2 separate regions of the Homo sapiens genome follow, and region 1 is linked to region 2. A link is a loop called in an ENCODE intact Hi-C map of the cell type or tissue named here. Cell type or tissue: MCF 10A. All regions are shown on one strand. Each heading gives the region's core, and the rest is flanking DNA. Links, peaks and the distances in the headings are about the cores only.

What was found. A loop is a pair of places that touch in the nucleus more often than their neighbours do. Peaks named below come from ENCODE experiments on the same cell type or tissue, not always from the same donor. Only the 100,000 strongest peaks of a DNase experiment are listed, where the experiment ranks them.
Region 1: a loop joins it to region 2, with 7 times the contacts of the local background. A loop is called at or near these places in 5 of 110 quality-filtered maps.

Annotation. Positions count from the first base shown.
Region 1 is chr2:9,846,293-9,849,093 of GRCh38, reverse strand. The region is part of intron 2 of TAF1B (TATA-box binding protein associated factor, RNA polymerase I subunit B); the gene reads right to left. Among named protein-coding and RNA genes, the nearest start is that of TAF1B, 4.2 kb to the right of the region's middle. In MCF 10A, for the core only: no CTCF peak of the experiment used is centred there; a DNase peak (open chromatin) is centred at 1,713.
Region 2 is chr2:9,913,384-9,916,184 of GRCh38, reverse strand. The region is part of intron 12 of TAF1B (TATA-box binding protein associated factor, RNA polymerase I subunit B); the gene reads right to left. Among named protein-coding and RNA genes, the nearest start is that of GRHL1, 37 kb to the left of the region's middle. In MCF 10A, for the core only: a CTCF peak has its summit at 1,277; a DNase peak (open chromatin) is centred at 1,354.

The DNA.
Region 1 (2,801 bases), core at 191-2,690, 67 kb after region 2:
CAAACCAAGCCAAACTAAAAGTTACATCTACTCACTTTTTTCTCCACACAAAATACACTTTGGTATGAAAACAGTTTTATGTATTTTTTGTAACTGGTAATGCCTAAACTACAGACAGATTAGTTTTGGCCTACTTTTCCATGTCTTTGAATAATACTCTAAAACTGCTTTCATTTCTGAAATTATAAAAGTACGTATTACATTTTATTTTTAATCAAACTTAGAGAACTTTAGAATGACTAAAATGGTTAGTATAATTCATATCAGAGTCTTCAATCTTAACTGCTCTCAAGGGCAAATATCAAAGATTCTGGCTCTCCCACAACTAAAAATAAAGTGTTGAGTCTTTTTTTTTAAATGGGGCCACACTTTATTCCATAAAGTAGAATAAATGTTCCCATTATTGAGTCTTTTTCTTTTTTTTTTTGAGAGGGAGTTTCGCTCTCGTCGCCCAGGCTGGAGTGCAATGGTGCGATCTCTGCTCACTTCAACCTTTGCCTCCCAGGTTCAAGCAATTCTCCAGCCTCAGCCTCCTGAGCAGCTGGGATTAAAGGCATGCGCCATCACGCCTGGCTAATTTTGTATTTTTAGTAGAGACGAGGTTTCTCCACGTTGGTCAGGCTGGTCTCAAACTCCCAACCTCAGGTGATCTGCCCACCTCGGTCTCCCAAAGTGCTGGGATTACAGGCATGAGCCACCGTGCCCAGCCCCCATTATTGAGTCTTAATGCCAGAAGAAAGGTGAGGATTTTTAACCAACAGAGGACATTACTGTTTTTCTAAATTTAGAGATTTGGAATGAAATTTATCTTTAACCCTCCATAAGAATAAAAGAAATGTCTCTACCAACAGGATTTTTGGAACGTAGTCTCTCTAATCACAGAAACCATATTCAAAGCAATTTTGGTATACTGGGTTGGCCACACTGAAAACATAAGACACGTCAAAATAAATACAAAAGCCATTATCTAGCAAAGACAGTAAAACTTGCAAAGGGTAGCCAGGAAAAAAAGACTTAAAATCTGTACTAGACAAAACGTGAAAGAGCAAAAAACCTGAAAAAATGAAACATCCAAAACTAGAGCTATAATTAATTAAATTACCAAATGGCCATTATGGAATATTTACAGTCTATAAAAAATGTCTGCAAATGTTTAGATAAAAGTATTTTTCCAAGTTGTTACGGCAGAAGATTGAACAGCACTCACACATCCCTTTCTCCATTTCACACACAGGAAAAAAGAGACAAATGTAGAGATTACTGGTGATTTTAGCTTTCATCTTCACAATTTCCAAATTTTCTATAGTAAACATGCATTGCTCTTATGATCATAAAAATCTCTTACATTCACACAAGTCTAGCCTACACCTTTTTAAATATCCGTGAAACTCTTGCAAAAATATCTATTGTCTAAATTGAACAGATTTATGACCTTACATTTTTTTTTCCTGGATAAAATATACTAGGATAACATTTTGGTTCCTTTATCAATCTGGAAGGCCTTTCCCAGATTGCAGAGCGTGTCTGGAGCTTGACAGTTACATGCCAAGGAAGAGGGGGCAATAAAAGGGGCAGAAAAATAGGGCAAGTTGCACCATGACTTCCATTCTTCACAGCTGTAACTGTCTCACCTGCCATTCCCCACCCACTGTATTTCAACATCACCATCGCCACACTGCTCAGCTCCAGGGAGCCCCTACCACATTATATTCTCACAGTCCATGTGAAGAACATGCCTGGACCGCCATAAAGCCAAGAATAACTACTGAAGTTGTGCAACACGTAACTTTTTTTTCCTTTAAGCCTGTCGTCTGAAAGGAAGGCACTGAGCTAGGTTCTTGGTCTTTATAAAGATGTTGTCCACCTTCATGAACTCTACATTCTTGACAAATTACTCCACAGGAGTTGACAGTCTTCCAAATGTGGAGCTAGGGAGAAGTATTAGGATCTTTCAAACTAAAAAATGACTGCAGCAGATTTGATCAAACAGAATCAAACGGAAACAGTATCAAAATCAAAAATAGAAAAGCAATTAGTTAATGTAGTTCAATTCCTATAAAAATAGTATGCTGACTTCATCTACTAATGGCAAATACTCCATTAGACATAATCTTTCTTCACTGGGTTTACACCTGCACTATAGTACAAAAGCAACAGTGAGTAAAACTGCTAGCTCCTTACTACACAATGAGGGTGAGGACCAAACTGCACATCTGTCAGGTGCACAATCTGACACACACAGACACACACACAAAATATATCTCCATGAAACCACCACTATAATCAAGATAATAAATATCTCCATCACCCCAACAATTTCATCAAGTGAGCACATATCTTTTTAATATTCTGTATGACTAAACAGGAAGCAGAGATAAGCATTCCAGCTGCAGACTCAAGAACACTGCCTCAAGGAAAAGCACTTGTGTGACACACCTGCAAGCTCAATTCACCAGTTTTGTCAAGGGAAAATGTTTTTCCTTTTACTCATTTAATATATTTTGTCCAGGTTTTTCATTGTTTAGGGGACAAAGGTAAGTCTGGTCTCTGTTAGTCCATCTTAGCCAGAAGCAGAAGTCTACACAGTTACTTTTAATGTCCCAAATTTGCCTTTCTTAAGCCTGTATGGTGAAGGTAACATTTGTTCCTTCCTGGATCTGTAGACTTTGAGGAAATCCTTTTCCACTGAGGAGAGTCCTGGCACATTTAGCCTGTCCAGCAGCAGACTCTCTACACCCTTGATCACTTTGGTGATGCTGGCCCGAAGGTGTGTTCACCACAATAGGACCTAGCACTCACAA
Region 2 (2,801 bases), core at 137-2,636:
CAGTGTAGTTCTGCTAGCACTGACAAACACATACAGTTGCATGTGTGTACTCACCACAATTACTACGTAGAACAGTTCCATCACTCCAAAATATCTCCCACATCCCTTGACAGTCAACCCTTGATCTCAGGCAACTACTGGTCTGTTTTTCTGTCCCCATAGTTTAGCCTTTTCCAGAATGTCATATAAATGGAATCATAGCATAAGTAACCTTTTGAGTCTTTCACATAGCATAATGCATTTAAGATTCACTCATATTGCTGGATGCATAAGAAGTCTGTACTGCTAAATGGTATTCCACTGTACGGATACAACAGTTTAGCTAGTCACCAGTTGAAGAACATGTGGTTTGTTGCCAGTTTTTGGCAATTATGAATGAAACCATTAGAAACATTCCTATGCAGATTTTTGTGTGAGCTTGTTTTCATTTCATTAGGGTAAATATCTAGGAGTGAAAAACACTGGATAACATAATAAATGTATGTTTAACTTTGAGAAACTGACAACTTTTCAAAATAGCGGTACCATTTTGAATTCCCACACTGGGAATGATCAGTTTTTGTTTTTGTTTTGTTTTGAACCATTCTAATTGGTATATAATGATATGTCATTGTCGTTTTAATTTGCATTTCCCTATTAATGATGTTAAACATCTTTTCACATGCCATCTTGATATCATCTTTGGTAAAACGTCTTTTCAAATATTTTGCCCATTTAAAAAAATGGAGTTTTTTTCTTATTGCCTAAAAATTCTTTATATACTCTAGATACAAATCTTTAAACGGATATGTGATTTGCATTTAATTTCTCCTCGTCTGTAGCTTCTTATTCGTTTAAGTTCTTTTGTGGAGCAGAGGTTCTTACTTCTGATGAAGTCCAATTTACCAATTTTTTTTCTTTTATAGATCATGCTTTTGGTGTCACATCTAAGAAATTTCTGCCTAACCCAAAAGGGAAGGCAAAAATTAGCAGTGAACTCAAATTAAAACCATAATGAGATATCACTATACACCAATTAGGGCATAGAGATTTTCTGCACAGGCTTAATTTTTCTCCATGTTCTTCTCAACATCTTCTATAACAGCTAGAAGTCATCAAAGTAGCCTCTTACGCTGTTTTAGGTTTTCAACTATTGTTTATTAGTGTTTTTCATAATCTCATGCATAGGAACCCATGCTCAGATATAGAAAATGTTTTAATAATTTTCATCTGACAACATGGATGATAATATTCAGAGAAACAAAGAGAAAAATTAGACATGTATGTCAACATGGGGGTGGGGAAGGGTGAAACCGACAGGTGGCCACCACGCACTGAGCTCTGGGCCTGAGCAGCAGTTGGTAGTGCTTCGCATATTACTCAGCAGTGACTCACACTGCACGTGTGTGTCAGCCCTCAGCACATACTCTAGGAAGAAGGACCTTGGAAACGGGTCCCCTCGACAGCCTCCACCTTGGGGCCCGGTACCTCCCTGGAAAGTGCCATTTTATAACCAGACTTACTTTCTTTGGCCAATAAATTATTCCCTAAAGTAGCTAAAAGCCGGTAAGTCTTAAATGTGCAACTGACATAACACTGCAATAATGAACTGGGCCTCCAAGAGCTATGTTTAAAGTGTAGGTTGGTGTCTGGCTTGGGGTAAGGAAAGCCCTGTCACCACTGAGACCCCAGGGAGGAATGGCCCCTAGGCACCCAGTCCTTAGGATCCGTCAGGACTAACCCCAGCTAGCACCACAGAAAGGAAGGCTGATTCTCCAAAATGACCTAAGACACATAACAAAATCTTGTTCCTGCTGCTATTCTTGTGCCCACTGAGAGCCACTGACTGAAGAGTCACTCCTTCTCTGATGAGGAGGCAGGGAGCCTGGTTTCCTGGGAATCCATGGGCTGTTGGGATAAATTCACCTCCACCCCTCTTCTTCATTGTGCATCAATCCTGCCTACTGAGAGGGAACCTGTCACACTTCCCTGCTATGGAAAGGATCATCTCCACAGTGCCTTTTCTACCCCAAGAGTCTGTTTTTCTATTTAAAAGCCCTCTGAAATTTAGAGGAAAAATAATCTAGTTCTACTCTCATACTGGAAAATTGGGTCTTAATTACAGTATATAAGTGGGCATTATTATGTCTATTTTACTGATGAAGAAATAGGAGCTGAACAAATTCTCATTTCAACTAATATGGGGAACCTTGATTTTTCTCAAAGGATATAAAATTACTGAGTCGAATTAGTATTACTGTAAATTTACATTAAATACAGAGATGTTACCTTTTTCTTCAAAGCCTCAAAGAGACTCAGACTCAGCAAAAGGTTAAGTAACTGGCCCATGGGCACACAGCTAGCTTGTAATGCAGACAGGATTCAAACCTAGCGCTGCTTATGCTCTCTTCTACCCTACCACAATGAGCCCACATCAGAATGACAGTTCAAAGAAAGGCAGTGACACTGGCTGAATCAAATGGACTTGCTATCTGCTTTCCTTTGTTTTAATTTTCACAGGGATCTTTATTTTGGGGGAACATTCCAATTACATATGTTGCAAGGTAACATTTGTAATCTTTTTAATATTGGGAAGCATAGATGAGAAATGACTAAATTTGAGAAAGGGGAAGAGGGAGGAGTATTAGAAATATAGGCAAGTCTCATGCAAATTATAAAAAGTTAAATTATAAAAAGTATACTGTGGTATCCTGCATTGGATCATGGAACAGAAAGAGGACATTAATAAAAACACTGGTGAAATCCACATCAAATCTAAACTTTGATTAATAGTAATGTAAAAAAGAGAAAAGTTAATTAGA